2 separate regions of the Mus musculus genome follow, and region 2 is linked to region 1. The links are chromatin loops, found by intact Hi-C in ENCODE. Cell type or tissue: gastrocnemius. All regions are shown on one strand. Each heading gives the region's core, and the rest is flanking DNA. Links, peaks and the distances in the headings are about the cores only. Region 1 overlaps Uros (uroporphyrinogen III synthase). Region 2 holds the start of Edrf1 (erythroid differentiation regulatory factor 1).

The links. A loop is a pair of places that touch in the nucleus more often than their neighbours do. Peaks named below come from ENCODE experiments on the same cell type or tissue, not always from the same donor. Only the 100,000 strongest peaks of a DNase experiment are listed, where the experiment ranks them.
Region 2: a loop joins it to region 1, with 2.5 times the contacts of the local background. A loop is called at or near these places in 7 of 42 quality-filtered maps.

The regions. Positions count from the first base shown.
Region 1 is chr7:133,693,217-133,708,173 of GRCm38, reverse strand. It overlaps Uros (uroporphyrinogen III synthase), which reads left to right. Exons shown (of 10, transcript NM_009479.3): 2 at 5,705-5,844; 3 at 6,252-6,335; 4 at 7,264-7,360; 5 at 8,956-9,030; 6 at 10,431-10,505. The coding sequence starts at 5,782. Among named protein-coding and RNA genes, the nearest start is that of Uros, 8.6 kb to the left of the region's middle. In gastrocnemius, for the core only: no CTCF peak of the experiment used is centred there; no DNase peak of the experiment used is centred there.
Region 2 is chr7:133,630,067-133,647,087 of GRCm38, reverse strand. It overlaps Edrf1 (erythroid differentiation regulatory factor 1), which reads right to left and starts at 9,413. Exons shown (of 25, transcript NM_178115.4): 1 at 9,165-9,413; 2 at 7,973-8,181; 3 at 6,342-6,408; 4 at 5,669-5,794; 5 at 3,316-3,440; 6 at 2,939-3,095; 7 at 1-98. The coding sequence starts at 9,275. In gastrocnemius, for the core only: CTCF peaks have their summits at 9,248 and 10,185 (motif pointing right); DNase peaks (open chromatin) are centred at 8,536, 9,502, 10,183, 10,687 and 1 more place; H3K4me3 peaks cover 2,436 bases; H3K27ac peaks cover 2,063 bases.

The DNA of each region.
Region 1 (14,957 bases), core at 2,359-10,358:
GGAGTGTCTTATCAACCAGGCTCTATCTTGGACAGTAATGACACCAGGACTCCACCTCTGATAAAGTAGTTTTAATTGGCTGCCTTGGTTTTTGTAATTGTCCAAAAACACACTCCTATAATCTATTGCAAGGCTAATAATAGCTTGCCATGCATACCTATCCCAAGGTATAATAATATCCCAAGGTATATAATAACAGAAAAAAAAGATTTAAAACATGTCAATAGAATTGCACCGAGTCTCCTGAAGATCCCCACCCCCTATGTCTTTATAGTTTGTTATGGTAAAGTATGCATAGCCAAACTTAGCACGTGAGTGCCTGGTTCTTGGCTCACGTTCATCCATACTGTTTCACAACCATCACACTATCCATCCTTTGACTGTTTTATACCTTGCAAAACTATCCTTTAAACAGTTCCCCAGTATCAGGCCAGGAGACAGCTTAGTGGGTAAAATACTTGGTGTACCAGCATTTCCCAGCTCCTTCATGCTGCAACTGTAACCCTAGCACTGGGGTGATGGCCAACTAATTTACCGAATCAGTGAGCTTCAGGTTCAATGAGAGACCTGTTTCTAAAAAAACGAGATTAAAAGCAGTAGAAGACAACACCTTTCATTAACAGGGTACCCATGCATAGACAAAAAGAACCAGTTCCCCAGTATCACCTTTCACTGCCCCCTGGCTGTCATCTGTATAATTTAACAAAGGGCTTTAATTGTAATCAAAGTACTCAGACATCATAATTTCTTTCCTTCTTTCTTTCTTTTTTTTTTTTTTTTTTTTTTTTTTTTTTTTTTTTTTTTGGTTTTTCAAGACAGGGTTTCTCTGTGTAGCTCTGGCTTTCCTGGAACTCTCTCTGTAGACCAGGCTGGCCTCAAACTCAAATCTGCGTGCCTCTGCCTCCCAAGTACTGGGATTAAAGGCATGCACCACTACTGCCTGACCATGATTTCTTACCTAAGGCTGAACAGTTCCCATGGCTCACATGGCCTTCATATTTAATCTTATGTCTGCAGACACTTAGATTTGCTTGTAGGTTTTACCTATTAGACAGTGCTCCTATAAACATGAGTGTACAAATACCTCAAGTCTCTGCTTTTGTTCTTTTGAGATCTGCTTAGAAGTGCAATTATACATCATACAATTAACTACTTTTAATTATAATCATACAATTAACTACTTTTGTAAAATTATTTTTTTGTAATTTGCAAAATTTTTCCACCAGGAGCCTATATTACTTTGCAGGGTAGAAAAAAGGAAAGGCCTGTTTGTATCCTCTGATTAATTCCTGATATCAAGCCCATGGACCTGTAAATAGATGGCTCACCTGTGCTGTGCTGACCGCAGGGACCTTAGGCAACGGACTGATAACTTCTGGCTCACTCTTCCTCTTTAGCACAGAATTTGACTTAAAGGTCAGCTGGTAGCCAGTGGTTAGGAGAATGAGCCCCGGGCTTCAGATCTGGATCCTGATTCTATTTCTATCATTTATTCTGCTGACCATGGGCAGATTAAAAGACTTGGTTTCTCCTTCTTGTTAAGCTGCTTTGCAGGCTAAGTGAGGATTGTAAAATGCTTAGTCCACCGTGACAATTTGATCTGTCAACCTGACTGGATTGTGAGATGCCCAGCTAGCTGGTTGGGTGTCTTCCCAGTGTGCCTGTGGAGGTGCTTCCAGAAGGGACTTGCATGTGGATCTGAAGGCTGAGTGGAGTACATAGAGCATGTAGGCACTGTCTAATCTATGGGCTGCAGGGAGCAAAAGGAAAGGAGGGCAGCCCATCCTCTCCCTCCCCTCCTGACACCTGGTGCCCTGGGTTCTCAGCTCTCAGCTTTGGACTACAATCTATCCTGTCTGTCCCTATCACTTCAAACGTTACTAACTTTCCTATGTGTCTGGTGCTCAGCATGTTTTGTGAGCGAGCATTCTCTGAAATAAAAGGTTTGCCAGGCGATGTGCTTGCTAGTCGAAAAAGGACGAGGTCCTAGGACGCTTTCTGTAACTACCAGCAACAAGATAGCAGCTGAATCTGACAGCCAAGAGAATTTTTGTGATAAAATTTTGAGAAAGGAAAACAAATTGTACATAGAACTAGCACTGGCTGTGAATAATAGGGGTAGGGTAATGGAGTCACGACATGGGGATGGTTGTGCATGGAAGGCAGTGTGTAAAACGTGCTTGCTGCTTCAGGATTCCAGGTTGGGTTAGTCCAGAAAGTTTTGGGGGTACATTGTAGCTGGTGTCCTTTTAGACACTGGCTTTTTGAAGGCTTTTTTCCCCAGAAGTATTTGTTCATACCGTAGAAATACACACTTTAAGGTTACCCGGCATCTTTAGAACCGGGGGAAACGATTGCATTTCCTTAAGGAGATCTGAAACTAACTCCCAGGAATAAGGCCACACTCTGGGTTAAATGAGACCCCAAGCCCTCCTTGAGCGTACCTGTTCTTTCTCGGAGACATCCAGGCTCTCTGCCTAACGCTGGAGCATCTCTCCTTACTGCCCAATTCAGGAGTCAAATCCAGGGCCTGATGCTTGCAAAGCATGGTCTGTTCCTCTACCCTGTGCTGTTGTGGTTCAGGTTTCGACTCAGACACCATTGACTCCCAGAACAGTCTCCCTGGTACCCGGAGAGGTAAGACCTAAGCTGTCAGAACCCTAGGTACTATCTCGTCACCTCACAGCACTTGTCAGTACCTGAAATTACCAAGAAACCGCAAGTAAATCCTGTAGACTTGATTCTCAAGAGGACTGTCCAGCAACTAGAGAGACAAGTGAGAGATTGACTTCATTGTTTTTTAAGGCATGTCCTCTGTGAAACCCGGGTCTAGTGTGCCAGGACAGGCACACCAGCGGTTGTCGAGCACAGCAAGGCTACAGGATTACCTGTTCTCCACAGCACCATATTTTGGCTTTTTAATCCCCACTCCCATTGCTTGCATTGTGGGCCCCAGAAGAGTTCATTCTTCAGCAGAAAAATGCTAAGTTTTACTTGCCACTAAATGTCATACCAGATTCCTAGAGCTCCCATTGGAAGGTGCATTAGAGTCGAAGCCAAGAGACAGGCAAGAAGAGATATGTGTTAGGAGATGCGTTTGGAGAAAATTGCCTTGCATAACTGTGCGGTTGGCAAGGCAGGTTGGGATCCACTGTACAAACCAACAAGAAGGGCAGGCCAACGGGACACGCAGGCTCTGATCAGGCTGAAGCTGGGTCTGGAGGGAAAATATTCCTGCTTTGGGGAGCCCCATGCTGTTCTTGGTAATGCCTGTGGACTGATTGAGTCAGGCTTCCCAAAGCTATCTGGGATCGTCTCCCTTCCTAAAAGTCTGTCAGTGGTGGACTTGGTCATATCTCCTAAGTACCTTCTTAGCAGCCCTTGGGTAACCATTGCAAACAGGTGGAAACCAGCTGTTGGTTGCTTCTCCATAGCTGTGGCGCGAGGACAGAAGAGAGCAACGTAGAGGAAGTGGTCATGCATTTTGGCTCAAGGTTTTAGAGGTTAGACCCTTATGGGGCTAAGATTTGGTACTGTAGAGCGGGAGGCGTGGGCGTGGCATTCTCCTTTGCCCCTTCTTCCACCCGGGCCTCTCTAGAAGGGTGCATTCTGAGGCAGGTTCTCCCTTTAATCCTTTCTGGAAACACCCTCACAGATACACCCGGCATGTGCTTTACGGGTCTCCTAAGCTCTTTTCAATCCAACCAAGATTTAACTTATTGAGGTGTAGCAGTACATGCCTGTAATACTAGCACTTTGGAGGCTGATATAGGAGGATTACCTTAAGTTCAAAGCCAACCTGGGCCACATAGTTCCAACCAGCCTGAGCTATACTGCAGTGTGGTATATTATCTCCAAAAAACAAGTCAGAGCACAAAGTAAAATAAGAAATTAGGATTTACTGTCGTAAGCTTGGAAAACTGAAGTGACATAAAGATGTGTGGTATAGTCCAACAGTGGGCAGGGTCCCAGATAGCAGGGTATGGTCCCACAGGGGGCGGAGTCCCAGTTAGTGGGGTGTGGTCCCACAGGGGGCGGAGTCCCAGTTAGTGGAGTGTGGTCCCACAGGGGGCGGAGTCCCAGTTAGTGGGGTGTGGTCCCACAGGGGGTGGGGTCCCAGTTAGCGGGGAGACATTTTGAGGATCTAGGGAAGGAGTAGGAACCATTCTATCTGTTTTTCACCCTCTCCCCCATTTCTCTGACACCGACGGCAGCAATAGCTTGAACATCCTTTCCTAATCCTTATCCAGTTAGCTGGATTTGGTTACTGATGTAGAGCGATTCATTTTGGGCCAGATTTCCTAATGTTCCCTGGATGGACTCTTCCAGCCATCAGTGTAACGAGAAGTCACTTGTGATCCATGCCTCCCAGAGCTCATTAGTTTCTGCTTCCAAGTGTCTTCTTTGGATGGGTCTCAACTAGGTTCACTATGTACAACTTAACTGGCGTTTATTGTGAGACTATTGAGTGATTTTAAAAATATCTCTCATATAACAGGAAGATAATGCTCATAACACTTTTAGATAATAAAGAAGTAGAAAGGAGCCGGGCGTGGTGGCGCACGCCTTTAATCCCAGCACTTGGGAGGCAGAGGCAGGCGGATTTCTGAGTTCAAGGCCAGCCTGGTCTACAGAGTGAGTTCCAGGACAGCCAGAGCTATACAGAGAAACCCTGTCTCGAAAAAAAAAAATAAATAAAATAAAATAAAATAAATAAATAAATAAATAAGAAGTAGAAAGGAAGAAAAACCATACTAATACCTACTCAGAAATAAGTACTATCAATGTCTTGGTGTGTATTTTCTCATATATTTAAACATAAAGCCAAACTACTTATGTAAGTGTTCATGCATGTTTTACTTAACATGTTTGATTAGATAACCATGTAATTCGGTTATTTGTCAAGATGTTAATGGTTTTTAAAAACCTACATCATAGTTTACTTAACCAGCCTCTCACTGGATACTTATGTTGTTTCCAGTTATTGGAAATTATAGACATGACCAAGAAAGTCTTTGTCTGTGTTGAGACAGGGTTTCACTATGTAGCCCTTGCTGGCCTGAAACTTGCTGTGTAGATCCAGGTGGCCTGAGTTCACCTGCCTGTACCTCCCAAGTGCTGGGATTAAAAAGGTGTATGCCATCACATCTAGCCTGGAATGAAATTTTTATGCCAGTCTTTGTGTACTGTTTTGATTGCTGTCTTGCATGTATTCTCACAGGAAGAAGGGGTATGAATTATGTAAGTTTTTATGGGTAGTACATGTTGACAGCTTATGTCTAGGTTGATAGATCACCTCGGGAAACTTGGTTAACATTTAATAGGCATGGTTTGAGGTGGAAAAGCCAATATAGCTATTTCCTAAAGGGCTTATGAGTGGCGTGGCTTATTCATTTTGAAAAGGAAATAATTATTTATTTGCTTCCTTACTCATTTATTTACCTCCTGAAATTAAGATGCTCCTTTCTCTATCTGCCACTGGTATGTCCCAGAACACACCATGTGTCTCTGGCTAGCCACTGTCTGGCATAGACACTTGGTTTCACTAATGGCTCTCACTTGCCTTTCCAGGCAGTATCAGCGGCTAACACGATCTCCCTCAGCCTTATCAGTGACAGAGGGCTTGAGAAAGACCAAGCCCGTTTAGCTCGGCACAGGCGATTGATTGCCTCACTCTTGCCTCTCTCCTTCCAACATCACCTAGGAACAGTCTGAGATCTAAGTAAGATCCATTTCCTCGCTCTGCCGCAGCAGCGTCTTTTAGAAGGACTGCCAGGCACAATGAAGGTTCTCTTACTAAAAGACGCCAAGGAGGATGACAGCGGCCTGGATCCATATATCCAGGTAAGTGGCCGAGCCTTATTCCGTGACCCCTTGCTCCTGAAGGCTGGGATGGGAATGCTAACACTCGGTGAACTTGGTGCTTAGCTAATGTGATGCTGTGCTCCCTCGTTTCCGGATAACATTTGGTGATTAATATGACGTCACTTCCCTTATTTTCAAGACAGCCCTGGTCAACCCAGAGTGGCATTCTTTTTTTTTTTCTTTTTTTTAAGATTTATTTATTTATTTATTTATTTATTATATGTAAGTACACTGTAGCTGTCTTCAGACACCCCAGAAGAGGGCATCAGATCTCATTATGGATGGTTGCTGGGATTTGAACTCGGGACCTTCGGAAGAGCCAGTCTGTGCTCTTAACCGCTGAGCCATCTCTCCAGCCTCCCAGAGTGACATTCTTTCGTTTGCAGGAGCTGCGATTGTGTGGCCTAGAAGCCACACTGATTCCTGTGCTGTCATTTGAGTTTATGTCTCTCCCCAGTTTGTCAGAAAAGGTAAGAGCCCCGGGCTAAGGCTTGCTCTCTGTACAATTCCTGCCCTACCAAGCCATGAGAATGTTCACCTCATTTTACCATTAGACATGACCACAAAGGCAGTACACACTTAACTGATTGTGGGGAGACTTCTCATCGGCTTCTCTGCCTAAGGCGCTGTCTCCTTTGTCAGGAGGCCATGGGCCCTGGAGATAGGGCCTGGGGATCACCAGCATGGCTCTCACAGGTAGGGACCATGTAGTCCACTTCCGGCCTCTGCACAGACTACCAGGCAGGCGCTTCTGACCTTCGAGTGAGCTCTGTTAGAGACTCATGCCAGGCTTCTCGGCCAGGAAGGCCGGGCTGAATGTAAGCCCAGGGCTTCTGCCCACCACCTTGCTCTGCTCAGCAGATACTGCAGGAATCAGGTCCAGTGAAGTCTCAAAGTGTTACAGATTGGTGGTGGCCTAAGGGTGTGCTGAGTGTGCCCATGGATGTCTGGTACCCAGTACTGCAAAAACCAAAGATTCAATACACAGTGGCTCAGTGCCTGGCTCAGAAGTGTTCAGCAAAGTACTGTATCTGAGGCCTCAGCTGGGTTTTACCTCCTTCAGAGTCTGGTTGTGTTGTGAATGCAGATCAAGTTTTCCCTCCTGCCTGCGCCTTACTGCACTGACATGGCCCATGCTGGGTCATACCCTCTGCTCTGTGTATCTCCCGGGTTGTCCTAGAAGGAGCTTCTTGAGGGAAGAGCTGTGACAATAAACGGACTTACCCACAGTCCAGAATGGCTTCAGGCCCATAGATAGCAATAAACAAGTGTCAAGTGGGTGGAGGGATGAACGGGTAGAAGACCCAGTTGTCTGCTTCTTTGTGGATGCATTTGGACTTTGGGGCCGTAGCTCTTTGAGAGGTGGGTCTAAGCCAGCCTCTGTTGGTTTTGGTGCAGCTGTCTCATCCTGAAGGCTTTGGAGGACTCATTTTCACCAGCCCCAGGGCAGTGGAAGCAGTGAAGCTGTGTTTGGAGAAGGACAATAAAACTGAAGGTGAGCCGGGCGTGGTGGCGCACGCCTTTAATCCCAGCATTCAGGAGGCAGAGGCAGGTGGATTTCTGAGTTCGAGGCCAGCCTGGTCTACAAAGTGAGCCAGGAGGACAGCCAGAGCTATAAAGAGAAACCCTGTCTCGAAAAACCAAAAAAAAAAAAACAAAAACAAAAAAACTGAAGGTGAGCGTGGGTCTGCTCTGGAGTCCAGCAGACTCTTACCTGCTCCCATTTCCTCTGAGACACTGGAGTCCAGAGGGAGCTGCATGCCCAACAGAGCCGAGTGCCTGGGGGAGCTGGGTCACAGGTGCCCCCTGAGGCCCCAGGCAGCCATGGCTGAGAGCGTGCTCTCACTAGCTGTTTAATTTATTATATTTAATATTATTTACTTACTTGCTTATTGGGTGCATGGCATGATAAGTGTGTAGACGTGAGAGGACAGTCCACAGGAGCCGGTTCTTTCCTTCCACCTCATGGGTCCCAGGGACCAAGCACAGCCCACCAGGCGTGGTAGCAAGCAGCCGTGCTGGCTGAACTATCTCACAAGCCCTCCATTACCTTCTAAATGGTCACTTGTGTGTCCTACCCTAAAAGTAGGGTAAGTGACGCTTTACTCAGAGGACGATGAGAGCATTCAGTCTCAGGGGATGCTTCCCGGCCCCACTGGGCCCTTTGCAGCATGGCTATTCTTCCTCTCCATTGCAGCAGGATGTGGTGAGCCTACCCGTTTCCTGAAGCCAGGCTGCAGCCTGGCTGGCTACTTAGCTGACTCTAGTGGGGTACCTGTTGTACTTTAGACTGAGTGCCAAATACAGTCCTGGGGTGTGCACAGCTCTGTGACCTCACTTTACAGTCAAGACACAGGCTTGGGGCTGGTGAAATGGCTCAGTGGGTAAGAGCACTGACTGTTCTTCCAAAGGTCCTGAGTTCAAATCCCAGCAACCACATGGTGGCTCACAACCATCCGTAATGAGATCTGATGCCTTCTTCTGGAGTGTCTGAAGACAGCTACAGTGTACTTACATATAATAAATAAATAAATCTTAAAAAAAAAAAAGACACAGGCTTGGAGAGGTCTTCCAGTGAAGGGAGGCAATTGGGAGATGGTGTTTTTGAAGTCCTATAAGGCCTGGGGTGCTGGGGTTTTTGAAGTCCTATAAGGCCTGGATTCATGCAGCCATCTTGGCTGCTGTGGGCTCCTTGATCTTCCTTGCCCTCAGTGACCTGGCCTTGGAGTAAGAGTCATCACACCCAAACCATGAGGTTACTCTCATTACTAGCTGGAACATGTCATCTGTCTGCTCGGTGCCAGGTGTTCTGAGCCACAGGTTTTTGATGGACACTGCATATACTCTGAGCCCCATAGAGGAGCATCCAGGATGTTGCAAGGGACAGAGTGGGTAGTGAGGGACTAAGGGTGATGCTGCTGCTGCTGCTGCTGTCCCCTGGCACAAGTAGATGGCTCACTTCAGATCCCAAGAGCCAAGTTTCCTGCTGAAGTGAAGGCTGGGGTCTAAGAATGAAAATACAAACTACCACAGTGACATTTAGCTGGCCACTTTGTATGTATAGCTCATACGTAATTTCACGCTTTGCAGCCTGGGAGAAGTCTCTGAAAGACAGATGGAATGCCAAGTCTGTGTACGTGGTTGGAAGTGCCACCGCTTCTCTAGGTAAGGAGTCATGGGAAGATGAGGGTTTGAATCCTAGGCTAGATGGATGAGGTTTCATATTCAGATTATATACAATCCAAAACCTGTGAGCTGCTTATTTGTGGAATTTTCCACTTAGTCTTTTCAGACCATAATTGACCAAGAGTAACTGAAACGGGGGGGGGGGGGGGGGATGAAACGGTAAGATGGGAATGGGGGTGGGGCGTGTCACACGTGCCGACTACACTAACCACCAGCCTCATAGCAGTTCGTCCTGCCTCAGCTCGGTTCCTGGGAACTCTAGGCTGCTTGACTCACTGGTCCTGAACAGAGTTCACACCTGCATAAGACGTTTTTCTCAGACTCAGTACCTTTCTAATAGTCCCTGAGTAAAAAGCCCATGGTGTTCCCAGTGAAGCTGTCCTTGGTGGTGACAGGTCCTGGTTGTTTAGCTCCTGAATGGAAGGCCCAACAGACCTCTTTCCTCTGGAAGTCGTGTGTTCCCTTGTGCAGGTGGCAGTCCTGAGTGGGCCCTGCCTTTGTCTATCTCCTCGGCAGATTAGCCGAGTGTTCACTTTCTGGAGAAGGCGAGAAGCCTTCATCTGTCTGCTTCTTCTCGTCAAGAGCTTGTAGGGTGTAGTGGCACACGCCTTTCATCCCACCCAGCACTCAGGAGGCAGGCAGGGGGATCTCTGTGAGTTGGAGCTCCAGTGCCACATAGAGAGAGGGGCCGGGCTAGCACCCTCCCTAAACTCCCTGTGTCTGCAGTGCTGCGGGTCCTTGCTGGTTGCTGTGAAACCTTCCCTCTGCCCCCTCCATTCCAGTCTGGCTACGCGAGCCCATTACTCATTTCCCGATGGAAGCTGATCACATCTCCCTGATGAAATGAGGGTTCTCCAAAGAGAAGCTTGCAGAACTTAGCAGCTTCCAAATGCTGACTGTCTGATAAGCAGAGGCCAACAGCTGACCTCATTATCACACGAGCACCAAGGCAGTCTTACAGGGCTGGTGTTTTTGGCTCATGTAGATAAGTGGGGTTCAGAGAAGCCAGTCAAGACAAAGACCCTTGTCTAGGGGAGGTGTGCTCAGGGCACCCTCTGAAAGGACAGCCATGGTCTTATTACTTGGCTTCAGAGGACACTTCGCTGTGAGTGGGAGAACAGCCTGGACATTTGCACTTTAAAGGTAGTGCAGGGCTGGGCGTGGTGTCGCATGCCTTTAATCCCAGCACTTGGGAGGCAGAGGCAGGAGGATTTCTGAGTTCGAGGCCAGCCTGGTCTACAAATTGAGTTCCAGGACAGCCAGGGCTACACAGAGACCCTGTCTCAAAAAACAAAAAAACAAAAAACCAAAAAAAGTAGTGCGGGAACGAAAGAGCTTCAATACCTGAAAAAGGAATTCATCTCTTTGTTGTTTTTTAGTGAATAAAATTGGTCTGGATGCAGAAGGAGCGGGCAGTGGAAATGCAGAAAAGCTTGCTGAATATATTTGCTCAAGTAAGTGAAGACAGACCCAGATGAAAGCCACCCTCCTCCGCACACCGTGCTCTCGGGACAAGAACTGACTTCCCATTGGTCAGCATGTGGACCGGCTCTAGGGCTGCTGGGATTTAGACAGTGATTTACCTTAAGCTACTGATGGGCTCTAGGCTTCTGAGGAACACAGAGGAGAGATCTGTAGAGTGCAGATTTTGGAGTGAGGACAGGAAGATTGCGTGTGTCCTCTGTACATAGTGTCTCCTGCCCTCTTCCCCGTCTGTCTAAGCCAGCTGTAGACACAGGTACTTGCAGCGTGTCACCCAGCCACAGGGATTGAAGTAGAGTCCTGCGCAGTCTCAGCAGAGGAACTCTGACCTGCTCACAAGGTCAGCAGCCAGGTGTCTCCAGCCTTGCAGGCAGGTCTCTGTCAGAGCTATCAGACCCTGCGGTTGGAACAGGAGAACAGGGGGAATATAAACTCTGGTTCTTGCCTCTCACTGGGTCTGTAACATGCTGGCTGACCCTTCTGGAGACTTGCCTGGGGAGCTGCTGGGCTAGAGTGCTGGCATGGCTGTGGCTTTCCTCGGAGGTTAGGAGCTGGGCATCTTCTTTTCCCTTAGCACATTGAATGGGTGAAGAGAGAAGGACTTCCAATGCTTTTCAAACGATGATGGATAAAACAGAGTATATTTGTTATGAGCTGTAGCTTCTCAAGGTGGTATTGGCGTTTGTGATTTGCAAACGTGTGTGCTAAAGTCTTCTGAGCTTCTCCTGCCCTAAGATGCTCTTATTGCCAGAAGGCTCTCTAGCTTTTACATTGTAATGTTCCTCTGGAAGCTGCTCCTTAAAACAGCCCTGCCTTTTGGACTGAGGCCTCCTAGACTGTAGACAGACCCTGGGCAGAGCCACGAGCAGCTTTCAGAAGCAGGCAGGGAATGGTAGAGACCCTCAGCAAGTTTCTGGCTCTCCACTTTTTGCAATATGGAAATAGACAGCTGTTTTGATTAGCTTTGACTGTCAACTTGACATAGCCTAGAGTAACCCGAGGAATCGCAGTCGAGGAATTACCGAGATCAGACTGGACTGTGGATATGTCTGTGGGGGATTGTCTGGATTGATAATTGATGTAGGAGGGTCCAGCCCACTGTGGGCGGCAACATTCTTTGGTCAGGTGGTCCTGGGTTGCCTAAGAGAGCTAGCTAAGCCTACGTCTGTGAAAAAGTCAGCTAGGAGCATTCCTCTACAGTCAGTTTCTTGCTTCAAGTTCCTGCTCTTACTGCCCTCAGTGATGGACTATGACCTGAAGTCAACCCCTTCCTCCCTAAGTCGGGTTTTGTCAGAGAGCCTATCATAGCCACAGAAATGAGTCTAGAGCATCTTTCTATTAATTTTTAAATTTTTTTATTTTTTATTTATTTTTATTTTTTACTTATTTACTTTCTATCTTGCTCACTGCCCCCTCCTTGTCACTCCCTCCCACATTCCTTCCCCATCCCTCTCCCCCTTCTCCTCTGAGCAGGTGGGGGCCCCTGTGGGTATCCCCCCGACCCTGGCACTTCAATCTATGTTAGCTCTTTGAGGGTATATTAGTATCATATCAGTTGTCTTTCAAAACCAGTTTCAAAGCTGGGGATATAGTTGAGAATCAGAGTCCTTCTCTAGTATTCATGAGGTCTTGGACTCATTCCCCAGCACCAAAAACAATTTAAAAATGAATACTTACATTTCTGTTAATTAAACGCCCAGCACCAACACTGACAACTAGTGTTAACAAGTCCCCAGTGTGCTCAGGAGCCAGTCTTCATAGCCAGCCAAGGAAGGGAGGAGCTGTGTTAGTGACAAATGTGTCATTCAACATGGTTGTCGCAGGAATCTAAATTAAAGAAAATTCCTCAGGCAGACTGGGCACATTTCGTAATTCAGCTGCCACTAACGGCCAGTGCCCCTGTGCCTGACAGTGAGGGGCTCCTGTCCTCTCTGGAAGTTCTTTCTTAGTGTGCTCTGAGTCTCTGGGACCAAGGATGAACGCTGTGAGGTTACAGGGTTAGAATTCAGACTCGGCCCTGCCCATCACCTCCAGCAAACCTAACTGAACCCTGCTTTGTGTCCACTCACCTTCAAGCACTACTGGCCAGGCAGACTAAGAGTAAGAGGGCACCCCACTGAGGTGAGAGTTCTAAGGACTGACCCTGGTGTAGCAGAGCTTTGCCGGGGGTGGGGTGGGGGGAGTGCTGGGGGAACCTCCAGCTTGCAGATACCCAGGGGGGCCCCCTCTGATCACTCTTCTTCAAAGAGGGAGCTCTAGCCACAAGGTGGCTAACCAAGCCTACATTCTCTTGAGCCCCATGTTCGTTGGCAGAGGCCTGTTGGGCACCTGAGGCATGGACAGAACTTGTCTTTCCCACTCCCACAGTGTCTGCTACTTCACAGGAGACTACGTCAGTTCAGTCTCAGGTCTGTGAGAGTCCAGGGACCAGGCCCCACCCTCCAGTGTCCCTGCCTCTTGGGAGCTCCCACTTCAGCCAGGCTTGGGAAGACAGGTGGACTAAGCAGTGAAAGCAGCGAGCCCTTGGTGTGGGGAGACTGCTACCAGCACTAAATGGGCTTTCCTCACACCCACAGCCAGGTCTGCCACTCTTCAGACCCCAGCTGCATGCCCAGCACTGTCCTTTATCTCTGAACCAACCACAGGAAAAGGTGCCATCCTCCAGACTGCCCCCGACTTTAGGTGTAAATATTGAGTGTCCAAGGGACCCATACTCTGTCCAACTGGGTTCCAGATCTTGTTCCCAGGGTCCCCTCCTGGGGGTCAGTAACTTGGAAGAATGGCTCCTAGAACTCAGGGCAACACTCTGCCCGTGTGCATTGGTCTATTAAAAGGGCATAATAAGGATACAGGTGCCCAGCTAGATTTAGAGGCATAGCCAGACCTGGCATACAGCTGTATATAGCACCAAAGTCTGTCTTTTCAAAATGTAGACCTAAGGTGTAAAGGACAGATCGGGGTGTGTTTATGAGGGATAACTGCCTGCTCTATAAATGGGACAGTTTGCTTCCACCTGTCTCTAGGGCGGATCTTTTTTTTAATATTTTTATTACATATTTTCCTCAATTACATTTCCAATGCTATCCCAAAAGTCCCCCATACCCTCTCCCCCACTTCCCTACCCACCCATTCCCATTTTTTTTGGCCCTGGCGTTCCCCTGTACTGGGGCATATACAATTTGCGTGTCCAATGGGCCTCTCTTTCCAGTGATGGCTGACTAGGCCATCTTTTGATACATATGCAGCTAGAGTCAAGAGCTCCGGGGTACTGGTTAGTTCATAATGTTGTTCCACCTATAGGGTTGCAGATCCCTTTAGCTCCTTGGGTACTTTCTCTAGCTCCTCCATTGGGAGCCCTGTGATCCATCCAATAGCTGACTGTGAGCATCCACTTCTGTGTTTTCTAGGCCCCGGCATAGTCTCACAAGAGACAGCTACATCTGGGTCCTTTCAACAAAATCTTGCTAGTGTATGCAATGGTGTCAGCGTTTGGAAGCTGATTATGGGGTGGATCCCTGGATATGGCAGTCTCTACATGGTCCCTCCTTTCGTATCAGCTCCAAACTTTGTCTCTGTAACTCCTTCCATGGGTGCTTTGTTCCCAATTCTAAGGAGGGGCATAGTGTCCACACTTCAGTCTTCATTCTTCTTGGGTTTCATGTGTTTAGCAAATTTTATCTTATATCTTGGGTATCCTAGGTTTTGGGCTAATATCCACTTATCAGTGAGTACATATTGTGTGAGTTCCTTTGTGAATGTGTTACCTCACTCAGGATGATGCCCTCCAGGTCCATCCATTTGGCTAGGAATTTCATAAATTCATTCTTTTTAATAGCTGAGTAGTACTCCATTGTGTAAATGTACCACATTTTCTGTATCCATTCCTCTGTTGAGGGGCATCTGGGTTCTTTCCAGCTTCTGGCTATTATAAATAAGGCTGCTATGAACATAATGGAGCAGGTGTCCTTCATACCAGTTGGGACATCTTCTGGATATATGCCCAGGAGAGGTATTGCGGGATCCTCCGGTAGTACTATGTCCAATTTTCTGAGGAACCGCCAGACTGATTTCCAGAGTGGTTGTACAAGCCTGCAATCCCACTAACAATGGAGGAGTGTTCCTCTTTCTCCACATCCTCGCCAGCATCTGCTGTCACCTGAATTTTTGATCTTAGCCATTCTGACTGGTGTGAGGTGGAATCTCAGGGTTGTTTTGATTTGCATTTCTCTAGGGCGGATCTTAAGCATACTCAAATTAGATGCATCTGTTTGGAAGGGGACAGATGTGCTGAAGCCATTGTTCATCATAAGGCCTTATGAGCCCAAGGCAGAGGGCCAGTGCCATTTGTGAGTGCTCACACTGTGCCCCAGGCATCTGGCACAGGCGTGGCAGGGTGGGGAGTGGCATGCTTTGCCCTGTCTCCC
Region 2 (17,021 bases), core at 4,680-12,679, 63 kb after region 1:
CTGTTCTCCCCGTCATTGAACAAAGTAGTAAGGTTTTGCTCTTTAGGTGCTGAGGCCACATGCCCCACTATGCATGAGGGCTCAAGAGGCTCCCTGCCCTGTGGAAAGTGCAAGATAAGGAGTGACTGTGCTGCCAACACGTCTTACAATTGACCTATGCTTACAGAACTATCACCCACGCACAAGAACACATATCCCAATCTACCTGTATGAATTAGCCAGTACAATGCACGGTGTTCATAACTCATGGGGTGTGGCTTGCTTTAGCTCTGATTTCCCACAGTGGCTGCAAGCCAATCAAATCCATATCTTAAATGAGATGGGTTTAAAGATCTTTCAAAGAATCACTTTTCATTCCTTGGTTTTTGGTAAGTTTGATTACCACTCTCTGGAAGCCCAGCAGATCTCTACTGAACTAAAACACCAGGCACCTCAGCCACAGTTTAAAACAACCTTCACCTTCCACAGTCTCCAGTTGAGAATGTCCTATGTGAGCGTCACAGAATCCTAAACCCTAGAGAACTTTCCAATTAGTGTGAAAATCTGCTGCCTGCCAAAAACCTGCTTTTGAAGATTAATGTCTATTGAACATCATTCCCACCAGTGTTCTAAAAACCAAACAAAACCAAACAACACAAAATCCAAATATTTTAAATGGTATTAAATTAGAAAAATCTACCTCCCTCTCTGTATAATCCAATGTCCTCCCATTTTTTAATATTGAAACTACTTCTTCCTTCTTTTGAGACAGGGTCTTTTTTTGTAGCCCTATCCTTTTCTTCTTCCCAGAATCTGGACTACATTAGAAAATACCCACATTTTGGGTGAACACAGTATGCCACACCACAGCACTGCAGCCGCTAGGCAGCTGTCACCAAGAACATTGATGCTCTTCCTTTGGCCTTGAGATGCACACATGGACCTGCTGCTGCCTTCACAGAACTATCTCAGTCCACTGACTTAGAGGAACACAAAGGCTCCCCTGGAGCTGGAGTTAAAGCATTTGCAAGCTGCCCAACGTGGGTGATGGTATGGAATGCAGACCTTCAAGAGCAGTGTGAGCTTACCTACGCAGCCACTGTTCTAGCCACTGTAATGTGAGTTCTAAGAATCCTCTGGTTACAGACAGCCACATGCAATAAAACACATCAAGTACCGAATACAAAACGATACGCCTCTACTTCTTCCTGTAACCACTAAGTGACTTGCATATTAAGCACCTCCTTCCTTTGATGTTTTCTCTTTGGGGAAAAACCAAACACCTCAAATTTAAATACGTACTTTTATGGAATGCCTTCTCTACTTTAAAATCTCTAAAATTAAAATCAAGTTAGCCTTTTTTTTAAAAAAAATAAAAGCAAGTTAGATGTGCTAATTTTTTACAAGTCTGTTATGTGTAAAGACTGAGCCAATCTGACTGAATTCATGTTCAGTCCATGACAATATACAGCGAGACAAAAACCCAATTTACCAAGTTAGAAGGTTTACTTTTTTTCCCTTTGGAAAAATGCTTTATTAGATATTTTCTTTATTTACATTTCAAATGTTATCCCCTTTCCTCATTTCCCCTCCGAAAACCCCCCTATCCCACCCCCCATCTCCTTGCTAACCCACCCACTCCTGGCATTCCCCTACACTGGGACACCGAGCCTTCACAAGACCAAGAGCCTCTCCTCTCATTGATGTCCCACAAGGCCATCCTCTGTGGTTGGAGCTATGGGTCCCTCCATGTGTACTCTTTGGTTGGTGGTTGAGTCCCTGGGAGCTCTGGGGGGTACTGGTTGGTTCACACTGTTGTTCCTCCTATGGGACTGCAAACCCCTTCAGCTCCTTGGGTCCTTTCTCTAGCTCCTTCATTGGGGACCCTGTGCTCAGTCCAATGGATGCCTGTGAGCATCTACTTCTGCGTTTGTCAGGCACTGGCAGAGCCTCTCAGGAGACAGCTCTCTTAGGCTCCTGTCAGCATCCACAATAGTGCCTGGTTTGGGTAAAAAGGTCTACTTTTATTTCTTTTGACTCATTTTAGTGTATCTTCCTAAAAACAGAAATGCCACAAATTAGCATCTACAGTGTTATTTCATCCTACGGAAGACAGAGTAAGTTAAAAACAAGTAACTAGGGGCTGAAGGGATGGCTAAGAGCACTGGCTCCAATTTCCAGGATGGACACGGCAGCTCCCAAGTGTCAGTTAACGCTAGCTCCAGGAGACTGAATACTCTTTTGTGGCCTCAGTAGGCACCAGACATGCACACGGTACTACTCAGAGATGCAGGCAGGCAAACACCCATATTCATAAAATAAACATAAATAAAATAGACAACAGTCTATTCTTTCGTCACATAGACTTAGAGGGATGGCTAAGCAGTCAAGAACACTTTCCTGCTACTCTAGAGGACCCTGGTTCAATTCCCAGAACCCCACATGGGAACTCACAACTGCCTGGAACTCTAGTTTCAGGAGATCTATCATATCAGACATGCATTTGGCACATAGATCTGTGCATGCAGGCAAAATACCCATATATATAAAATAAAAATATTTAAAAATCTTTATATGATAATGTGGGGCCAAATCCATTTTCCAGGAGGAACATCATCCAATTTAGGCCAAACAACCTAAATTATAGGCACACCTATCACTCAATGCATGACAGGTACTTAGTACATATCTAGAGTTAAAAATACACTTTACATTCAGTCGTACTCAATTTTAAGAGAAAAAAAAAATCAGTTGACTACTTTAAAATATTTTGTGTTATTTAATCTAACCCTGATTCATGTTAACTGCTGGATATTCTACTGTGGAAAGCTAAATGCATTTTTGTTTCTAACCCTGAGATGAGGCTGAGTGAATACCCCTCACCCTTCTTCATCACCTGCTTAGTTCAGCTCTGCTCTCCTGAGTGAGTTCACAGAATCAGATCCAAGGACTGACAAACCTGACTGGAAGCACTGGGATCCTCAGACACGGAAGAGGGCATTTCAAAGGGAGCAGGCCAGGCGGCCCCTTCAGACTCATGTGTCTGCTGAGAACTCGATGACTCTTCTTGTTCTGCAGGAGACGGGACAGGCTGCGCAGCTCCATCACCATTGATGCTAGTCAACCGGAAATAGAGAGGAAAACGTGACACATCATACTACAGCCTACCTGTCTGTATAAAACAGACTCTATAATCAAGCATGCATCTTGTCTATAAGAAACATAGTTAGTGTTAACAAAGCAAAACTTCAACTGCAAATTTTACCCTATTCAAACTGTAAATTTTAGGACAGAATCTGATTTTTCCTAAGACAAAGATAAACAGTAGTCAAATACCTGTAGTACAAGAACTTGGAAAGAATAGCCTTCTGATACCAGTGCTCCTTGCTTTTCTTCTTCCTCTGCCACTTCTGATCGATCAGTCTTTGATAGAACTCTTTCAACCATGTCCAATCACCAGTCTGAATAACGAGACATTACCGAACAAATATGCACACGTGTGATGAATACTGGACACTGTGTTGAAAGCTCAGCCCACAGCCAATGGTGTTTCTAAGATACCGAGGAACCTCTAGAAGGCAGAGCTTAGAGGAAGGAAGCTAGGTCTCTGGAGGTGTGGCCTTGAAAGGATCCTGCACTCCTGGCCCCTTCTCTCTCTCTTTACTTTTCGGTCATCATGAGGGAAGCAGAGTCTCACCCTGGCTCTAAGGAGTTGTGCTGTGACAGGGTGACAGGATGGAGCTTCTGCACCCACCCAGAACAACACTCACGTCCCTCCTGCTCTTCTGCTGGATGTTTCCTCTCTGTGACAAGCAAGACACCGATTCTCACTCACCCAATGCTCTCAGCTAAAAGCAGATATTCTTTAGTTTCTACAGATTGTTTCATGAGCATGCACTTATAGGAAGAACAATAGAAAGAACACTTTGATTTTTCTGCACCCAATTCACATCTAAGAATCTCCTACGTTTCTCTTCTAGCTAGGCCTGGAGAGGAAATCCTTTCCTACAGTACCTTCTCAGCTGCCCGAGGAAGGCCCCGCTTTACACTTTAATCAAAGTACCTATGTGTGTCTCAACAACCACACTGAACTAAGGAGCAAGGGCTGTGACTTGTTCACTGTCACCCTAAGATCTGACCAAGTACAGGACACACAAGCTGCACTGTGTTGCTTTCTAAAGAAACTATATTATCAAATTAATTTCTTGTAACTTATTTTTTGTTATCCAAGCATTGGAGAAGTTAGGACTGGTAGGCAGGTCTGTCATCGCAGCTACCTGGAGACTGAAGCAGGTGAATTACAAGTTTAAGACCTGGGTGAACTACAATGTGAGTTAGAGGCCAGCCTGGGCAATTAGCAAGACCCTGTCTGGGGAAAGAGGTGTTCATGGGTACAGTTCAGTGACAGAACACTTATCTATCATGCATGAAGATAGGTTCAAGCAAAAATAGCACTGTGTAGGAATATTTAAAAGGTAGTACAGACAGGCAGAACCATCAAGTACTTGTCAGCAGCCCAGGAAGGCAAGCATCAAGTAGGCCTAGAGAAGTCACAACTGTCCTTATCACCTGGGGGAAAGCATCTACGGACCAGCAGCCTGAGAAGCTAGAAATCAACTCGTATAATTAGTTATACTCATAGGAACAGCTCTTTAACGTTGTTTACGTTTCGGCCAGCCATGTTTCCAGAGTATGTCTATAATAGACATTAAAAGAATTTTCAAAAACAATTAGTTCCTTTAATCTCACAGATTTACCAATCCTTTCTTTTAAAAACTGACTTCATCCTTTTAAAGACAGAATCCTGGTTTTACATTCAGCTTAAAAAAAAAATGGGTTTGGAGAGATGGCTCAATGGTTTAGAGCACTGACTGATCTTCCAGAGGACCTGGGTTTGGTTCCCAGTACCCAAGTGGTAGCTCACAAATATCTGTATGATCCAGCACCCTCTTCTGGCCTCCCTAGTTATTAGGCATGCCATGTGGTTCACAGATGTGTCCATCATGCACCTAAAAATTATACGAAGTTTCTTCTCTGTTCTTTTCTCTCCCCCCTCACCCCCCTTTAAAGACTCTCTATATAGGCCCAGCTGTCCTAGAACTCTACATACAGCAGACTGGCCTTGAACTCGAGATTCACTCTTGCTTCTGTCTCCTCAGCCTGAGGTTGGTTGCATTCCACCAACCATGACCAGATGCTTTGTCTTTAACAAAGCTTTTCTCTATTTTTAAGTCTCTGATCAAACAGCTCATTTCTTTATTGCTGAAGTACTCAGCTACAATTCCAATTTGGCATTAAAAAAAAACTGTTTTAAGTATGAATATGTACATATGCGTGTGTTTGATGCTCAGGCGTGCAGGTCTGTTTTGGATGTCAGATGAGGTTGTCAGGTGTCCTGCTCTATCACCATCTATCTCGCTGTACCCCAAGGTTGTTTTTTGTCATTCCTGATCCGGTTCCTGCCAAGCTAGCAAGCCCTAGCCATCCTATCTCCAGCTCCCCACAGTAATGGGGCTCCAGGCCTGCATGACTATGCTCTGCTTTTTAGACAAGGTCTGGGAATCTGACTCAGGTCCTTGTGCTTGCCCAGCAAGTGCTCTTAGCCCGACTCTGGCATTTCCTTAAAACAAAACCACACTTTCATATTAAGAGAGTGCTTTTCTAAATGATTTTTGCATGAAGTAGTTACCTGAGATGACCTCATAAAGAGTTCTTGAATGTCCAGCTCATCTAGTAAGAGGGTCCTTCCTATGCGGTGCACAGCCATGCTCACGTGGGACTTGCTGTAGGGAATCTTCAGGAGCTTTTTTATGTTCTTAAGAGAGTTAGAGAGGCCCCATTAGTATCACCCAGAATTTATGGAGTTTAACTTCATTCAATCTGAAGTTTAATAAGCCTTATTTAAGGTTACACAAACTAGACTTTTCGTAATAATAATCATATAGAGGGCAGAGCTTTAAACTCTGAGTTACACTGTCAATGTAAGTGCAGCCCAACACTATTACATATTCTATTACAGTACAATTCCTTTTTATAGGGATGGAGGACAACAGCTACTAGTATACCATTTTAAATTCTCAAATGGTAATAGACACAGAATAACTCTAAACATATTCAATTATTACTGTTAAAATACAACCAACAGTATTCATATTTTTTATTAGTCCCACTGTTTTGGAATTGTATCCTCCTCTTAGAGGAGATAAAAAGCATTTTTAAAGCAAACATAGGTATTGAATAATTACATAACTTTGTCTTATTCCATTGCTGATAGCAAGACTGTAAAGCATAACACGTTTTAACATCCTCCTCCCCTCCCCTGCGGCACTGCATATCCCCAAAGTCACCGTGAAAACACTCACTTCTGAGTCGGAGACGACATCCACATCATTTCCCACCGAGTCAATGAAGTCATACGCCATGCCGAAACTACGGAAGGAAGGAAGGAAGAGGCCACAGATGGAAGGCTGAACAGAGTAAAACTGTCTACTGCTTCTAGGACATGCACACCTCACATTTGGAAATCAAGAAGTCCACTGCCATCTGGCTGCCAACTTCTCATTTCTTCTTAGGTACACAGAAAATGAAGCACATCTTTAAAATGCATCTTCAACTTAGTGAGACAGTAAGAACTGCAAAAAGCAGTCAGTGTGAGCATAAACCCTTAACCTCTCTGATGCAAAACAGTTCAAGATTTAATTCCACATATGAAGAAAAACAAAATGAGAAAAATATGTTAACATGTATGGATATAACATATAAAGATATAACATCAATAAAAGAAAAAAAATTGTACCTAAAATCAACTCAGCTTAAAGAGAAAATGAAAAACTGGTAAGCACCTAACTCATTCAAATCACCAAGTTCATCTATAAGGTTGCAAAGCAACGGATGTCACCATTTTCCCCTTAGTAGGTGGCAGAGTCAGGACATTTAATCAGGACTGCATATGCATGTATGATTTTCTATCTGCTCTGGGCAAGTAGGTTAGCCTTCATTTCTCATGTACAAACAGTTAATAGTGTCTATCTTAGGGCTGGAGAGATGGCTCAATGGCTAAGAGCACTGACTGCTCTTCCAAAGATCCTGAGTTCAATTCCCAGCAACCACATGATAGCTCACAACCATCTGTAATGAGATCTGATGCCCTCTTCTGGTGTATCTGAAGACAGCTACAGTGTACTTATATATAATACATAAATAAATATTAAAAAAGAAAAAAATCTAGCACAACTACTGAAACCAACTCACCACATTTAATACAATTAAGCCATTTTTAAAATAGTCGAAATATGTGGTCATTTTCAGACTTTTCACAGTATCAAAAATGCTACATCAACTTGTAAGCAAAGCTATTACCTTTTGAGGCACTAGGATAATCTCTAAACTACTAGCTCAGGGTATTAATGCATTTGTGGCTCTTTCTGTGTTATATAAAGTTTTATATAAGTTATATAAAAATGTTTTAAGTCCAATCATTCAGGGGAGGAAAAAGAAAACACGGTTAAAACAGCCTACAAGAATATAGACACAGCATAAGACTCCCAAATACTCACAACTTTAAAAACCACCAGTAGAATTTCCAGTGTGGGTCAAGGGTGTAGGTTACCCAGCATTTGGGGTTTTAAACCTCAGGCTTTTCCAAATACTCCATCATATTTAATAAACACTCCAAAGGGCAAGCCGAGCAGCAGCTTAAGTCTTGCCCCTCGCATACCATCCTATTTGCACATATGAAAGCAGACACAACAGGCTAAAACAGCTGATGAGCAGTCAACGTGTACACGTTATCGTGACATGCTGCAGCCTGGAAGAAAGCATGTACCTCTGAAATCTTCTTACTGTACCATGGACTTTGGATGACAACTATATTCTTTTACTAAAAATATCTGAGCAAGTGAACATGCATCTCCAATTGAACTGCGAAGCAGCTTTCAGAGCTTCGAGCCGGGGTTGAGAGGGAGGGAAAGAAATGCCAGCGATTAAAATTTACCTTGAAAACGGCTTGCTTTTCTTACTATTGCCAAGAATGGTGGTTCCTGCTGGCCCTAGTTTGGCACTCTCTCGTAACCAGTTGGCAGGTGGGAGTTTCAAGTCTGTTTTTTCTTCGAGACGTGCAAACGCTGTTCGAGGAGGGGCAGAAGAGTATTTTACCACAGCTCTGCTTTTCACTTCGTTGCCTCCAAGAAATAAGGCCGATCCCTAAATAACATATGGAATGAAGCTTTAATGAACACTGCCAGGAACGACAATCTCACTTTCATAAAAATGAATTAAGAACCCACCAAATCAGGATTCACAAGGAGCCTCAGCTGCGTGTCAGCTCTAACACTTAATAAACAAGCTTAAATTACGCTTACTTAGCTGTTTTTCACGAAACTAAAAAAAAAAAAAAAAAAAAAAAGGATCAATCAAGAAGTGGACAGGGGCCAACCAACCTGCTTTTTAAAAATCTGGGCATAGTAGTTGCAAACACAAGCTTCAAGCACTCTGGAGGCAGAGGCACAAGGGCCAGTGCAAGGTCTACGTCCAGCTTGACTGCCCGGTCTGCATAACCAGTTCCACACCAGCCAAGACTCAACCCGGTACGATGAGTCACAGAAAAATGTAGACTCAGAAACTAAGTGCGCTCAACTGTGTCCTGTCAACCGCATGTAAAACGAGCAAGACTTCTGTACGGTTCTAATGGAATATTTTTAAGTAGCATAAGTCAATGACAAACGTCATTTGCAGGACGTGTTTATTTTTACCAAACACACAGCGATTGATCGGTAAGCTCATCGCATCCCATTCTACATTAGCTCCGTAGCTGACCCTACACCCACCCGGGCATGCTCAATGTCTGGACCCGCTGTTCGACTCTCCTTCGAGAACCCTTCCAGGCGTTGCAAATTCTCTGTGCCCTCCCTGGGTCCGTCCCTCTCTCCTCTGCCTGCCTTCGGCGGGCTGTGACACACACACACTCTATAGCCCGTCCACTGGCGCCGAGTGCGAAGCCAGGGGTGTTGCGCATTGCAAGCAAACGCCTGCCTGCACACCCGACGACAGGCTCGCCTGGTGATTCATTCCGTACTAGAGGTGCTAAGGAGGCGTGGAAGAAAGTTCCAGAAGCCCCACGTCCCCCTCCCAGGCCCGCAAACCCCCCAAGCCCCTGCAGGTCGCGCTCCGCCGCCGCCGCCTCTCACCTGTGCAGAAGGCTCCTCGGAGTCCGCCTGGGACAGGAGGCTGAGCCCTCCTCGGGCGGCCGCCCCTGAAGGAGAAGCCTCGGCTCCTGCTTCCTTGGGGTCCCCCATCATTTCCGACCCTGGGGAGGCGACCAGACGCGCGAGCCCTGGAGGCGGCGACAGGAACGCGGGCCCAGAGTCGCAGGAGAACCTCAGAGCGAGCGACTCGGACACTCAGCGGCTCGCACTTCCGGCGGCTGCCAGGAAGAGCTCGAGGTAGCGCGATGAAATCTCGCGAGATTCACCCAAAGGTCCAGCCCGTCCTCCGGCTCTGGCTCCTCCTTCGCGGTCCGGGCAGGAGCTGCCGCACGCCGTTGCCTGTCACACCATTAGGGCGGACACTTCTCGCGATACACGCCTCCCGGGCTCCTCCCCCTCGCTCGTGGCCGGTCTTTGTTGGCAAACAGTTAATGAGACTTGAGTCAAAGTCGCGGTGGCTGGGGTGGGGCGGTGCCGCCTTGGGTATTCGCGTAATCAAAGCTGGTGGCATCAAGGCCCTCGCAGGCGGCCGCTCTCTTGGGGCTTCTCCGAGTTGCACACGCGCGGGGACCTCCGTGGGTCTCAGCACCCTCAGATCAGTGGGGCTGAAGCAAGGAGAGAGAAGCCATCAGTCTGTTTAATCGGTTTCTAGGCAGCGCTCATGCAGCCCTGGCTGGTTTCGAACTCGCAAAATAGCCGAGAGTGACCTTGAACTTGACACTCTGCCTCCAGCTCCCGAGGGCTGGGGTTTCTTTCTGCCCGAGGATGGAACCCAGGGCTTCGTGTAGGCTAGGCAAGCACTCGGAGCTACATTTCCACCCTGCACCCAATAACAGACAAACTGCTACATTCCTCATAAAACATATATATTTGAGGTAAAAGGTTTTGTTTTATGTCGAGGTATTACGTTTTGGGTTTTTTTTTTTTTTTTTTTTTTTTTTAAATGTGTTTTGAGTGCTTTGGCTGCGTGTGTGCATGCAGTGCCCGCAGAAACCAGAAGAGGGCATCAGATCTCCTGGAACGGGAGTTACACGCAGTTGGGAGTTGTGGGCTGTGGGTGCTAAGCTGTGTCCTCTGCAAGAGCAGAAAGTGCTCCTAATGGCTGAGCCAGGACGGAGGTATACGTTTTCAGTTTTCAGTGTTTTGGCCTTTGCAATTATTTAGCCATGCCAGGTTATAATTTTCCTTAGTCTCTAAAAACCCAGTAACTGAAAAACTTTAGGAGTTCTCGGAGAAAGCAGATGCAGTCTGCAAATTGCTTTCATGCAAAACAAGACATTTTTATGAATTAACTTTTTGGTGCATATTTTGCAGATCCTTACTTTAAAGCATGTTTTGTGATTTTTTTTTAAACTACTCTGTATTTAGAGCCAGTTTTTGTTTGTTTGTTTGTTTGTTTGTTTTGTCCTTTTCGTTGTTTATTACATCAGAGGCTAGCAGGCTCGTCACATAAAAGCTTGTGCCAAACAAAACTGAGGGCCCGAGTTCCATGTCATCCCTGGACCCCACTGTAGAAGGAGAGAACTGACTCTGGAAAGCTCCCCTCTGGCCGTCACATGTCCTGTGGCATGAACACACACACAATAATAATACAGAGATCTGAATAAGACCTATGTAGCTAACACAAAAAGATTAAACTTTGAGTACTTAAAAATAAACCCTGTATATCCATTAACTCACGTTACAGGAATATTTTTTTTTACAGGAATATTTTTAAAAATTAAATTGCACATCATAGTATGTTAAATGATAAGCAAATATTTAAAAAGTAATATGGTCCCAATTTGAAAATCCATCTGTTTCTGAAATGGAAATCTCTGGTTGTTTTTGTGTCTCTAAATGAACAGATTCATGTAAGAAAGAAATGATTTACATTTAGTCTAACATTTTTCTATTTTTCTTTCTTGTTTCATATTTAATTTTATTAACACTTCTACAAATATAAGTTAGGTTCTGATAACCTTACAGTTTTGTCATTTATTAATAACGATGTATCAGTAAGAATTTACTGAGGTAGTATAGTAGTGGGTTTTTTTTTCTTCGGGACTCAAATATTGTACAAATTTCTTGAGATGCTAACATGTGGATCCTTTTTAATGATGCTTAGTAGGAAAATGTGCTACTAGTACCCTACAAAAAGGAGAAATGAAGGAAGCAGAAGTGAGAGCTCGGTATACAGAACAGGAGTCTGACAACACCAAGGGGCTCATGAGAGCTCAGGGCTCCGGCAAGCCAATCAAGCTCCCTCCCCCCTCCCCCCTCCCCCCCCCCCCCCCCCCCCGCCGCCCCCAGACTTATGGAGGAAGGTCTGGCCAGGGGCTGGGTTTCAAGAAGCCACACACAGGCAGGGACTAATTTAGTTGGGAGAGGAGAGTGATCCCTGAGGCCTGGAGAAACCAGGCACATCTGGGTTACATAAAGTTTATACATTCCTCCAGCTCTAAGAGCCTTTCCCCCATAATCAAACACATGCTGTAGGCTTCTAAAAGTTATCATCACTGCCTCTAATGTAAGTGATTGAAATCCAGTGTTGTGAGGAAACAGATCACTCCTCCCATCATTCAAACGTTAGGACAAGAACAGCTGCCAGAATTTGCCTAACATACGTCTCCTTGGGATGGTCTCTGTCACACATGCCTCCCTGGACAGTCGCATTGGCTTTGAGCTCTCGTGTTTCCCGTCTCAGTGCCTCATGGCCTCTTTGCTTAGGATACACATGTGGAGTGGATGACTAACTTACTGTGTGCCACCACAGCTCTAAGTTGCTGGTGCTTTTCTTGTGCTTAGGATTCCTTCTCTGAGTTCCCTAGCTTACTCCTGCGCATCTTGTAGATTCCGCTCAGGTCACTCTAATAAGTCCTTTCTGATACACCCCACGTTTTCTTCACACACATCCTTGGTCCCTTATACTTGTACAGCTTTATCCTGTGTTTGTCACACACGAGAAAACAACGTTTGAATCTGCCTCCCTTGCCGCCTTTGGACTCAAAGGCCTTCGTTCTGTCTGATCAGCCTTTTCACCAGCAGCAGGCTCTGCACCTGCAAACCGAGCTGTTTAAGCCCTTAGGCAATGTAGGGGAAATTGACTGGTACTGTCAATTTTAAAGTGCTTTCAAAATGTTGGAAACACAAAAAACAATGTAGTTCACTCAAAAATATTTTAATACTCAAAATCCAGGCTAAAAATGTCTTATAAAGTAGCTCAATGTAGTGTAGCACCGGTGTCATCAATTATTGAAGTTAATATTGATGCACGGTTTGTGCCGTTCTGAAACGGTTTGTAAGCTAGAGCTTCGTAGTTTGCAAAATTTCCCTCACCATGCATGAGTCTCTCAGGGAAATGCTAGTCAGTAATAGACTGATTTCGTTACCAGGTGGTGACACATACTTTTAATTCTAGCACTCTGGAAGCAGAGGCAGGCAGACCTCTGATATGTAGTGATTTCTGGGTTGGCCAGAGATACACAGTGAGACCATTATTTTAAAAATATGCATCTAGTTATTTGTAGCATGTAATATTTTTATATTGTTTTGGAAAAAAATGTATCCTCAAATGTATTCCATTAAACACTATGTTTCCTTTTTTTAGATTTATTTTTTTATGTGTGTTAGTGTTTTATCCGTATGTATGTTATGTGCACCATGTGCATGCCTGGTGCTCTCAGAGGACAGAAGTGGGTGTCACATCCCCTGGAACTGGACTTACAGATGGCTGTGGGCAGTCATGTGGGTGCTGGGAATTGAACCTAAGTCTATCTTAGGAGCAACAAGTGCTCCTAACCACTGAGCCACCTCTCCAGACTCCCATTGAACACGAGACACTATTCAGATAGTATAATAAGTTGCTACTCACTGGTTTTTTTAAAATATTTATTTATTTATTTTATATATTTGAGTACACTGTCGCTATCTCCAGGCACACCAGAAGTGGGCATCAGATCCTATTACAGATGGTTGTGAGCCACCATGTGGTTGCTGGAAATTGAACTCAGAACCTCTGGAAGAACAGTCAGTGCTCCTAACCACTGAGGCATCTCTCCAGCCCTCCAGAAAAGTATTGTAGCAAAGACAACACTAAATTATTTTAGAAGTAAACTTTTTGGCTTTTCATTGTCTTTATTTTTTTAAAAAGACTGGTAGTTTATTCATTTATTTTGGAAGTTAACCTTTTATCCTGATACCTGCTGCTATTTCAAGGCTCACATCCCAGGACAGTCACCCTCAGTCCTCATTGCTGTTGTTATGCCCCAGCTTCAGCACGGCCTAGGGAGGCTTCTCAGGACTGCTTTCCCTCTGCCCTCTTTCCTTCAGTCTGAGGCTCCAGGCTCTTGAGGTTCTCTGTGGTTCTCTCAGTCTCCTCATTAGTGCCCCATCATCAAAATAGGCCCTGCTCTGTGGTAACCCTGTGGATCCTAGATCCCTTCAAATCAAAGGTGCATTGCCGAGATGTCTCGGTGCCTGCAGGGTGCTCTCATAATTGGAAGAATTACCGAGAGCTGACTCATGCTTGTCCAATACTTTTTTGAAACAGAGTTAGAAATCCTCTATAAAACCTTGATAGAAAGAGAACTGTGTGAGGGCTGAGAGCAGTTGTGGGTGCTGCTGAGTCTAATGGGGGAATCCAGTGCCCTTGGAGTTGCTGTGCAACTAGCGGAGGATGCTGGCCTTGGAGACTGTTAACCCTTGGTAGTGTTTTGGAATGTGGGTCTCGCTTACCTTGGGTCTTACACGTAGCCAACCCCACTCTCTGCTTGCTGAACACGGGAAGCCCTGAGCTTCTGACTCATGATTGTGCTCAGAGCTGGAAGTTGGATTTGAGATGATCAGGACCCACCTCTTCCTTCTTTAAAGAGAGTGGCGTGATCCAGAAAGACAAACAGAATTGCATCACTGAGAGATGTGCAGTCTTCACGAGAAGCAAAGCTGGACAAGTGCTCAGGTCTACTACTCAGGTGTAAACTACTAATGTAGGCCAGTAGAGTTTCATTGTTTTTTGTTCTTTCTTAGGGTTTCCTTACACAGCCTATGCCGGCCTGGAACTCAATCCTCTTGGGTCAGCCTTTCCAGTGCTGGGCCACTGTGCCCAGCTAGAACCTCAGTTTGTTTCATAATAGCTGGCTTAAACAGCAGACTATCAAGCCACCATCAGTTTTGAAATCAATATCTCTGGGTTAGCCCAAGAACTCTACATTTTTAATCAGACTGCTAATCCTAGAACACATTGGCCTATAAACCACAATTTAGGACAGTGACCTCCAGAGGCAGTTCCCGGGATTGCAGGAAGAACCACAGCATCCTACAAAAAGAAATACTACTAAATGTGTACCCTTGCTCGGGCCCTGGTCAGTGGCATACCAGGCAGAGACTCCATATGCAATGAAAGTAGTGCTTATTGCATGTGAGGGTTGGTTGCTAGGCAACAAATAGGCCAGTAAGTCAAAACAAAATTTCAGATGAACACTGAAAACATTTGTAGAGTGAGAATATACCAAATATTTATTGTAAATATACCCAGTGCTGCATTTGAGTTCCATGAGTCCATGTCATCTGTATCCAGGACCCAGGCTGCTAGTCCTTAAGCCTTTGGTCAGTGACAAGCACTCCCGCCATTTGCTTTGTTTTAACAACAACAACAAAGATCACATGACCAACTGTTGCATTAGTGAGGTAGGGGAGAACAAGGCTTCCCCCCAAGGCAGGACACTGGTTGTCAGTGACCACTACACAGCACTGTCACAAAGTGAAGTCTGTTGGATGGCACTAGCAAGGTTAAACTCAATGACAAAACCAGGCTTTTTAGAGATCTTCTTTGCTGGTGTGCAATGGGGAAAGAATGACCTTGAAGCAGCTCCTATTACACACAAAGGTCACAGGTCCTCAGTGACAAACCACCAATAAGAGTTGTCAAGCTTGAGAGTGAGTTATTATTTTTTTTGTCAGTGTTCCACGTGGTGACAAGTAGGTTCATTAGGAAGCTACTTGGAGAAAGTTTCCCCAACAGACTTCATCTGTCCATTCAAGATAGAAGTGACGCTCGAGCAATGATTGGTTTTCAAAAGAATTTCAGCCTACTGAGGGAGCTTTTCTGCAGATAGACATTTGGAAATCTTTACAACGTTCGATGAGTATGTTACTCAAGATAAGTCCATGGCTTATTATTTATTCAGGGCTTTGCTATGCGAGTGTGAGGACCTGAGTTCAGAGACACAGAGCCCACACAAAAGCCAGGTGGCTGAGCTGCTCTGCGTAAGAAGAAGGAATGGAATCCTTTGAGTGAGCTGCCTACTGAGGCTAAGCAAAATGCCAAGCTCCCAGTACAGCGAGAGACCCTGAGCCAATGTGCAAGGTAAAGAGCAATCAAGGGAGACACATGATTGCCAGCCTTGGACATCCACGTGTACGCACACATATGTGCACATGTACATGCACACATACAGCCACACATATGTGAACAGGCACATTTCACACACACTTGTATAAGAAAAAAGAAAAGAAAGGAAAAAAAGGGAATAAAAGATGAAGACAAACAAGAGTTCAAATTGCATCCTTAGTGACAGTGGGTGCTCTCAGCACACAGCAGCTCTGGCTTAGGTAGACTGCATGCTAAGGGGAGAGGATCCACATGGTCAAGGGGGCAGCCTGGCTGTAGATCCTTTGTCATACTGGCAGTGTTGGGGGGGAAAATCTATTCATACTTTAATGTGTCCTTTGATACTACTAGTGGACCAACTCAGGTCACCTAGTTAATCTCCTTGTCAGCTGTCAACCCACCTGTTTACCTCATATCTGCTTGCAAGACTCTCTTCAGAGCCAGCCAGCCAGCCAGCCAGCAGGTCTTCCCCCCTCCTGTGACTCATCCTGGTTTTAAGTTTGTTCTATGACAACAGTCTGGCAGCCTTTCTTCTGGATGTATGACAAAACAAGTTGTATGGGGAAACAGGCGACTAACTTAGTCCTCAGTCCCGTGTGACTGATCCATGAGAAGGACTACTGGCTTCTAAAGGATATGGATACGTAGGCAGCCAAGCCTCAGTTTAAAGCCTCGTGTGGTTTGTGGCTCCAACAGAACGTTCAGACTAATACAGTAAGGCCCAAGGCCAACGAATTCTTTTAAGGAGCTCTAAGTATCCTTTAAGATGGATTAAAAGGAGCAGCCATCTAAAATCATTTAAAAATAAACAACTGGGCCTGGAGAGATGGGTCACCTGGTGTGGGAACTTGAGGACCTAGGTTCTGGTCTCAGTACCTCCGTAGAAAGTCAGGCTAGGCATGTGCTCAACTGGAGCCAGAGTGTTGTGGAGAACAAAGACAGCAGGATCAAGGCTTGCTGACCACCAAGCTAGCTCAGGATTTGATGAAAGACCTTGTCTCAAAGGAATAAGGCAGAAAATGACAGAACAGGGCACCCAACATTCTCCTGTGTCCCCTGCATGCATGCAAAGACTCACAGACTCATGCGCACAGACATGCATATAATGTGGTCAGCACACACGTCACACGTGTTTAATGATGTGTGATTTTAAAAGTTTATAAGCTAGTGCTTTTATCTATTTATTTTATTTTATTTAGATCATTTATTTGATTTGTTTGGGATAGTCAAGACATGGTCTCATGTAGCCCAAGCTGGCCTTACACTTTCTGGATAGACAAGGGTTACCTTGAATTCCTGCCCCTCCCCCTGCATCTGCCTGCCATGTACTGGATTTATAGGCATGCATCATCATGCCTGGCTTTAGGAAGACTATTTTAGATGCAATTAAATGCTATCTTTAAGTCAAGAACAATTAGCAAGTTAATGAGGTATACTTTGCTTCACACTTTAATTTGACGAGAGTAGAC